Regions from separate parts of the Homo sapiens genome. Here region 1 is linked to region 2. Evidence: read pairs that join two places in POLR2A ChIA-PET (ENCODE). Cell type or tissue: GM12878. All regions are shown on one strand. Links, peaks and the distances in the headings refer to the core of each region. The heading gives the core; the rest is flanking DNA.

Region 1 (4,235 bases), core at 10-4,009, 270 kb before region 2:
GAGTAAAAAAGGAATGACATATTCAAGAGGATGCAGTGTGTTCAATTCAAATAACCTGACTCTACCCATCAAAAGCTCATGTTCTAATCCCATCTCTTAATACCAGGTAACCAATATAGCTATCTAATTTCAAATAACACACAAGCATGAAAAGGGAAAATTTTTCAAAGGAGATTTTTTTAAAGGATATTCTAAAATAAAACCAAAGAGAAAAATAAAAGAGTACAACAGATTTTTAAAAAATAATCTGAGGTCCACAAAGAAATCCGTTACTATCAACTGCTGTCTTCCTCTCAGATAGCAGACGCATTTCCTAACAAGTAATCCTCTGTATGCTCACTTCCAGCATATATAAGACAGTCAAGTAATTTAAGATGCACATACAGTAGCTATGTTATGTGCTTTCTAACAGAAACATTTTTCACCTACATACACAAATGTAACTATAATAAAATAAAAAAGTCTTTTTACGTTAGATTTTGGAGTTACCTGCTGGCAATGTAAATGTTACAAGGTCAGTCAGAAAATAGCAAGCAAAATCCCCCTTTCTCTGATGAAGAGAGGCAGCTATCTCTCTCCGGATTTGTTCTGTCAGTTCAGGACACACCATTGCTGGAATACACTTTGCTGCTTGTTGAGACACCTTAAATACAAAAGAAACCTTCCTCTCATCTCATGTATCATAAGTGGAAGCAGAAAACAACAGTATTTAAAAGAAATCAGCAAAATTTCCCAATAACTCAAGGTTTTCTTTAATCTTAAAATACACTGGTATTATTTCCTTACCAATGAAAGTATATACCAGAATAAGTTTTCAGTAACAGTCACAAAAATGTTTTATCCTCTGATTCAGTAATTCTCTTTAAGAATTTATCACAAGGAAATACTCAAAGATGCACATAAAAATGTATGGAAAAGGGTGTTGTTCATAGACACATCACAGGAAGAGGAGAGAGGACAGAAAACCTCAGTAGACTAACCATCGTGCACACAATAAAAACATTCTTTAGAAGCAGAGAATCACAGCTGATAAAGGGAAACTGCAAATACTCTTCTCCCACACCACAAGTTTCAAGTACCCTAACTTGGACTTAAAAAAAGCACGGTATTTAAAGGGTTAGTTCCCACTGACCTCAAGCCCTTTCTTCCTCTCCATTTGTTACCACTCTTGAGTTTTTAAAAAAGCATTTGGCATCTGCAAGTTTAAACACAGACTGCCAACCTCTGAAGCTCAGCCTGACAGGAGTGAGATGGGAGCACTACTGCACAGGCCTCTAAGCAAGAAAACAACAAACCAAAGAAGGCTAGAACTTTCTTTTGTTATTTTTTTATTCTTTTTAAAATGCTAAATAGCAACAAATGTTGCAAAGATTTAATTTAACCTCACATTTCAGTCATATCTAGTTTGTGGAGCTAAATAAAAATACATACACAGAATTCTAAAATCACAGTTGAGCATCTGCGAGTAACAAACAGAATTCAAGGCCAGGCACAATGGCTCACGCCTGTGATCCCACCAACTCTGGGAGGCCGAGGCGGGTGGATTGCTTCGGCTCAGCAGTTTGAGACCAGCCTGGCCAACATGATGAAACCCTGTCTCTACTAAAAATACTACTACAAAAATTAGCTGTAGTCTCAGCTATTTGGAAGGCTGAGGCATGAGAATCACTTGAACCCGGGAGGAGGAAGTTGAAATGAGCTGAGAACGCGCCACTGCACTCCAGCCAGGGTGACAGAGAGAGACTCTGCCAAAAAAAAAAAAAAAAAAAAAAAACCCCAAAGAGAATACCGTGGGAACCCACAGTGAGCCTGTTCCCTGATGTCACCAACCTGGACGATTATCCCAAAGGTAGCCTTCCAGCCACAGTGGGGTGTGAAGCAACAGGTCTTCCAGCCCCTTCTTCTTCTTCTCAAAGAGTAAGGTTTAATGATAATGTTATCTACATCATATATGCAGACAACTAACTGCTATTGCTATTAAAGAAATAATATTTCAAAAACCCTGCATACCCAGCACAGTTACCTGACTCCCTATTCTGAAACTGCAGCTTGGTGCAGTGGCTCACACCTGTAATCCCAGCACTGTGTGAGGCCAAGGCAGGAGGATCATTTGAGCTCAGGAATTCAAGACCAGCCTGGGCAACATAATGAAACTCTGCCTCTACAAAAAACCCCAAAATATTAGCTAGGCATTAGTGGCATGCACCAGTAGTCCCAGCTACTGGGGAGGCTGAAAGGTGAGAGGATCACTTGAGCCAGGGAGGTCAAGGCTGCAGTGAGCCATGATCACTCCCCTGGGCAACAGAGAGAAAGTCTGTCTCAAAAGAAAAGAAAAAAATAAAAAATTTAAAAACTCCTACGTGGAAATTCAGTTCAACTAGACTTTATTGGCCAAGATTACCATTAACCATGAAAATTCTCACTATATCTTAACTCCATGAGCCCAACCATTAGTCAACACTCAAACATGGAAAACCAAATATTAAATATTTTCAGAATATAATTGACTATTTCTCAAGTAACATAGTTAAAATGGCTCCCCCAAAGTAAATTCAAAAATAGCTTATTCCCATCAGCTAGCTCTCAGGCCCTTTCCAAAAACCTGGAAAGACCTTTCCAAAAACCACCTGGACTGGACCCTGACTACCACAAACATTCTAAAAGAAACTTAGCCCCCAAACAACCCCTTCCACCACCATCCTTAAGCAGGATGTGCCCCTGAAGCCTGCCACTCACCTTCTCACCTCCTTCAACCTTATGGTTCTCAACCATCTCCGTAGGCTGGGAGTTCTTAACTTAGGGTCCATGATCTTGGGAATGGTCCATGTACTTTAATGGGAATTTGGTTTTAATTCAAGTTAAATCAATTATCCCCAACTTTTTACCTATATTAAAATGTATTTTCTTATATATCACAAATTTAGTTTAGTATTTTGGTAGCTATTACTTCAATACAACTGATTTCCTTTGTAATCTCATTTACTTCTTATTTTTTGTATTTAAAAACAGTATTCTGGGAAGGAGTCCATAAGTTTCATGAAACTACCAACATGGTCCATGACACAGAAACCGATGAAAATTCCTGCCCCACATACATATCCCCAACTCTAATGTTCTCCTGTTCTCATTCCAAAAGAACTTGGCTGAGCATTCTCTGCAACACACCCCCTTAGTCTAGACTTAGTCCAGACTCCCCCACTTCCAGTCTCCCTACTGGCCCCTTTAATTCTGTCCTTTGGAGTATTTACTCCATGGAGACTGAATCCATGACCAATTTTGCTCTTTGCCTGGAACAAATCCCCTCCACCTCTCCCACGCTGTTCCAGGGTTGTTCTACACGTCCCACGGAATACAGCAAAAGTAATGGTATGTTGCTTCCTAAATCAATTTATAAAAGACACTGCAGGTTTCAAAGACACTGGATCACTCTCTTGTACTCTGTGCCTCTCTTGGATCACTTGTTGGGGGTAAAACCAGCTGCTGTATCATGAGCATCCCTGTAGACAGGCCTGCATGGCACAGTATTGAAGCCTCCTGCCAAAAGCCACCTGAGTGGGCTTAGGAACAGATACTCTAGCCCCAGTTGAGTCTTTTGACAACTACAGCCCTGGACCACTTGACTGCAACCTCATGACATCATGAGCCAAAACTATTCAGCTAAGCAGCTCCTGGATTCTAACCCTCACAAACTCTGTGAGATAACATACATTTGTTGTCTTAGCTGCTAAGTTTCCAGACAATCTGTGATACTGCAATAAATATACTGATGTTCGATCATCATCCCACTGTTACTCCTCAGACTGTCTCAGGAGCTCAATGACTCACAATGGCCCCTCTAAAACCTTGTAATAATCTTCTACCTACCTTTAGGGGAGCCCCTTAAGACTTTCACCCTAGTTCACAACCACCTTCTTTATCCTGGCTCCTGTCACCACCAGCAACTACAACTCCACATTGACAGCCCTTCCAATATACAATAGACAACACAACTAGGCACCACAACACAAATGCAGCCAGGCCTTCGACACTAGAAAAACTCCAATTCTTCTATCTCATGTTCCAAAACCTGGATCCCTCTATCTGAAAAGTTCCCTTCTCCCTTATACTCAATAAGCCTGCCCTTTTGTTTTCATCATGGCCTTCAGTCTCTCAAGCCCCCCACCCCGGCTTCACTGGAATCTTACCAAACTGGACACAGGGGTTAGCTACTACAATCATGTTTCCATCTAACCTTC
Region 2 (4,510 bases), core at 304-4,303:
CCTGTAGGCTGTGGAGGAGAGGTAGTGGCCGGGATTTGATTCTGGTTGTGGTGGGAAGTTGTTGGAACAGAATGACGTGGTCTGATCTCTGCTTTAAGAAGATGGCTCTGGGTTCTGGATGGAGGGTGGGGAATGGGGGCCGAGGGTACAGGCTGTAAGAGCGGTTAGGAGGGGCGTTCACTGGGGCTGGCAGTGGCTGGGATCAGGGCCAATGGTGGGGTGGTGAGGAGTCAGTTTTCCAGGTTAGAAATGGCAGGCCACTCTGGGGACCTGCTGCAGATGCTGATAAGTCCTCATTGAATGAATGAATGAGCAAGTTGAGTGAATGTATGAACGAGTGCCTGGGGTGCTCTGTGTGCTGGCCCAGTGCTGCCTCTGTGGGCAGACAGACCCCAGCATCTCTGGCAGTGTTCCTTGCGAAGGCCTGGGTCAGGAGGGCCCTGAGGTCCCCCTTGGTCTAGAACATGCCAGCTTGGTGAGAGGCGGCCAGCAAGCACTGTTCTGCTGGCCAGGCAGGGGCGGCTCACTACGTGGCTTCCTGCTTTGGTGTGGAAAGCCCCAAGCCCTCCTGCATGCATGCCAGTGAAGCACGCGGGGTGCTTCAGTGTTCCTGTTCAATTCTGCTCTCCCCAGCCCCCATCCTGGTGTGGCCTCTCTGGCCTCCCACCCTGGGTTACCTTCTCCCACCTGGCAGGCACGGGCTGGGGGCCGGGGTTCCCCAGGGGGTAATTTCCTTGTGCCCAGGTGTTCCCTTAGTGCTGGGAGCTGCCTTCCTTGGCAAGCAAGACCCTGGCCTGACTTCCCTCTCTGAGCCTGCAAACTGGGCGCCTGCCTGGCGTCCACAGGCTGAGCTCTCAGCTGTGCAGGCAGTGCAGCCCCAGCAGCAGTGCTCTCATGCGCTTGTCATCCACTTGCCATTGGATGACTTCGGTGTGTTCTCAGCTGCACCTCTCAGCTGGGATTGTGTTGGGGGATGGGAGGAAGCAGGTGCAGCCATTTTGAATTCTTCCCAGATATTTCCACAGATGGCGGTAGAGGGGATGGTTACATCACTGTGGAATCCAGGAGGGTGACTGAGCCTGATGATACTGTTAGGATCATTTTAAACTGAGGAGGGCAACCTGTAGGAGGACTGCCCCGTTCCCCTTCCGCCCTAGAAGCTCCTGTGGTCCTCATCAAGTGTCTAAGCATCCCCCCCAGGAGGCTGCCCCGACCTCCACCCTCATCCCAGCACACTTGCCCTGGACATCCCCTCCAGCCCTGATCTCCCTGTGGTTTGTCTGTGACCGTCTTCCATGAAGAGTGAGCCCTCCTTCACCTCTGTGTCCCCAGGTTGGTCAGCATGGACCCTTAGTAACCCCGTGGGATGAACACGGCGTTGACCTTGTGCAGAGGTCCCTGGATTGGGTGGATGGGGATGAAGTGAGGGAGCTGGTGCCAGGTGCTTGCCGCCTTCTTACCTGGAGGGGCCAGGCGTTCCTAGTCAGCCCCATCCTCCTGCCAGGCCTTAAAGAGCCAGAACCTGGGCCCTTGTCCACTTACCAGCCTGGAAGTCTTGTCTGTTTGTGTCATTTTGATATGGGGAGTGTTCAGGGTTCCTTTTAGAAGTCAGAGCCTTCTGTGACAGGCTCATTTCTCTGGGGCTAAGAGCTCCTTTCATCATTGCATGATCAACCCCCAGCACAGCCCGCCTAGGAAGAATCACCAGCCCGTGCCCACTGAGCGAGTGGGCGAGTGAGTGAGGAAGCCTTGGAGCACTTGAGGCAGAGCTCCTTCCTGGGGCTCTGGCTGGGTAGTCTCTGCTCATGAGAGGACCGAGCGAGCCTCTTGACCTGGGTATCACCTAGCATGAGGAACCCCCAGAATATTCCACACCCAGCTTACTGTGTAGCCATGGAGCAAGTGCCCTGGATTTGGGGTTCTTCTAGGCCTCGTTGGCCTATTCTGCCTGGTGGCCATAGCATTCAGTTGAGGGTAGGCGGGGGGCATCAGGGAAGCTGTAGAATGTTTGCAGTGGAAAGGGAAACCATTGTGGAAATACAGGGCCAAGGAGTTCAAAAGCCATAGCTGTTATGTTGAGACCAAATATAACCCTTGAGTTTCTGTTTCAGTTCAGAGAAAATGCCTCAAGGGGACTCGATGTAGCCACAAAACAGTCTGCAGAGCAGACGCCAGCCCTTCCGAGCTCTCCCCATGCTTCTCACCAGAGCGGGAGAGCTGTTCTCCCTGGATCTGGAAGGGAGGGGTCTCGGAGTCGGACCTGGGGCCCTCTGCTCCCTACTTGAGGTTCTTCGTGTCCCCAGGGAGGTCCCCTCCTCTCTTGGTCTCTTCTCAGCCCAGCTCAGGGAAGCTTGTTCCACTGTTTACCATCCATCCTGCCCCCGGGCCGCCTCCACATCACTTATGTGGAAAAATCCCCTCGTGTCAGAAGTCGTGGGGCTTTCTGTGTGTTTTCAAAGCCCATTAACTCGATGGACTCCATAACTCACTAGAGACTTGGGACAAAAAATCTGGGCCTAATTTTGTGCAGATGTTTTCTCTTTGAATACCTTTTCCTCCTTTCCCTGATCTGACATTGGCAAAGGACAGTCACCCTTTTATTGTGACTTTAGAAGGGATCAGTAGAGTCAGTGCAAACATGCTTCCTATGATTTGAAGAGTGAATAGCTTTTCTGGTTGTTTTCAGCACACGCCAAAGAAGATGAGTCAAGGACCTACACTTTTCTCTTGTGGAATTATGGGTAAGTACTCAAGGCCATCCTGGAAGCTGTCCTCCTAGTCCTTCCAGCCAGGGTCTGAGTCCTCCAGGTGAGACACTCAAAGCACTTTCTGGACACAAGTTCAAAAAGAGCAGCCCCGGGACTCTTCTGTGTGTTTTAACTATTTTGGTCCCCTACGGTGCCTGAGTGAAGGGACAGGCACTGGTGTGTGGTTTACAACTCCAACATTGAGAATTTCTGTCTGATGATTAAAGTAATTCATGTTGATTTTTTTCATTCAGAAAATGCACAATAGTGTAAAGTATGCAATAAAAATCTCTCGTAGCCCCAATGCCCAGGGAGAGTTACTGTTGATATTTTTGTGTATGTTTATGTTCTTAGCATTTTTTATATAGCCCATTCCACGATGAACATATAATTATGTAAAACTATATTTGTTTGCTTTTTTCACTTGGAGTAGTTACCATCATCTTCCCACAGCATTAAAATTGTTCATTCCATGCATTTTAATGGTCTACAGTACCGCATTGGGTGGTAAATGTATCAGAATGTCTTTAGTGATGTAACTACATCTAGGCTGTTGGGTCAAGAGGCTGTTTTATTTGCTGTTGTGATGAACAGTGGCTAGGTAAGTGCCTAATTCTTTGTCTGCCTTTGTGATGATTTGCTAGGATAGTTTCCAGGAGTGGAATAGACAGGCTGGAGGGCAGGGACATTTTTAAGGCTCTTGATTCATTTTGCTGACATGCCTTCCAGAGAAGATTGCCTTGATCTTCTGTTTCTGTGCAAGTGTGAATTACTGTTTTTTATAGGCGGTAAAAAAGATGACCATTGATTACTTGATGCTTCAGATGATTGGGCATTGTTTGACCTCTCAGTGTCTCTCTGTGGCTCTCCTTGCCCACCTTTGGGGACGTCTTGCCGGATGAGTTTCTGTAACGTCTGCGTGGACTCAGAAACCACTCTCAGATGATAGATGATGATGACTGTGGGCTTTCAGATTCAAAGGTTACTTTGGTCAGACCTCAGAGTCTCCCTTGCCTTTCCTTCTCGGTCCTCCCTCCATGTGCGGTGTTTTGTTTTTCTTCTTCAGATACAGTTGCCATAGATGAGGTGATGTGTCAGATTGAGCACTGTGCCAGGCTCCTTACATGCTGGGCCCCGCTGGCTCTGCCAGTGGCATCATTCACATACGGGAGAACTGAGGTCTAGTGAGGTGGCCCTCTGCAAGGTCCCTCAGTAAGCGGAGTTGGACTCAGGTGGGTGACGAAGGGAGACTGTTTTCTTCTCAACCACCTGCCATGGCTCTGGGACACCTGGCGGTGCTCTTGATGCTGCCACTGAAGAAGATGGAGACAGGGAGATCAGCTGGCCCTGGTTTTCCATGTGACATACTTGGGAGGCCCGTCCCCACAGGATTGAATACCTCCCCGGTGGTTTACAGCTTTCAGCAAACCCTCAGGGCCCCAGACACATAGCTCAGAAGCCTGCCTCCTCGCCTGCTTCCTGGGACAACCTCACCTTTGCGCTTCCTTCCTGCGTCATGCTGGGAAAGAGAGAGGCCCCGGCATGCCCAGCCCCTCAACCCTGCCTAGGCTTTAGCTGTCAACCGGGCCAGACCAGTAAACTGGGTTGTGGAGATGTTGGTCTTTATTTCAAGGATTTCTAGTCTTTGCACTGTGTAAGTTATAATAAGGTGGAAGTCTGGTGGGTTTGTGATGACAGAGAGAGTCGCCCTTGTAGGGCCAGGTCTTGAGGCCCAGAGACCAAGGCAGAGGCCCCGGAGAAGG

Evidence for each region. Peaks named below come from ENCODE experiments on the same cell type or tissue, not always from the same donor. Only the 100,000 strongest peaks of a DNase experiment are listed, where the experiment ranks them.
Region 1: POLR2A ChIA-PET joins it to region 2 with 8 read pairs; 2 of 35 experiments call an interaction of 5 or more read pairs at or near these places.

Annotation. Positions count from the first base shown.
Region 1 is chr10:124,968,373-124,972,607 of GRCh38, reverse strand. It overlaps ZRANB1 (zinc finger RANBP2-type containing 1), which reads right to left. Exons shown (of 9, transcript NM_017580.3): 3 at 490-643. Among named protein-coding and RNA genes, the nearest start is that of ZRANB1, 28 kb to the right of the region's middle. RefSeq lists enhancers at 1,687-1,786, 1,877-2,056. In GM12878, for the core only: no CTCF peak of the experiment used is centred there; DNase peaks (open chromatin) are centred at 1,097, 1,747 and 2,147; H3K4me3 peaks cover 1,061 bases; H3K27ac peaks cover 2,395 bases.
Region 2 is chr10:124,694,389-124,698,898 of GRCh38, reverse strand. It overlaps FAM53B (family with sequence similarity 53 member B), which reads left to right. Exons shown (of 5, transcript NM_014661.4): 3 at 2,687-2,741. Among named protein-coding and RNA genes, the nearest start is that of FAM53B-AS1, 7.4 kb to the left of the region's middle. RefSeq lists enhancers at 1,945-2,194, 2,205-2,384. In GM12878, for the core only: no CTCF peak of the experiment used is centred there; a DNase peak (open chromatin) is centred at 2,078; H3K4me3 peaks cover 1,271 bases; H3K27ac peaks cover 2,776 bases.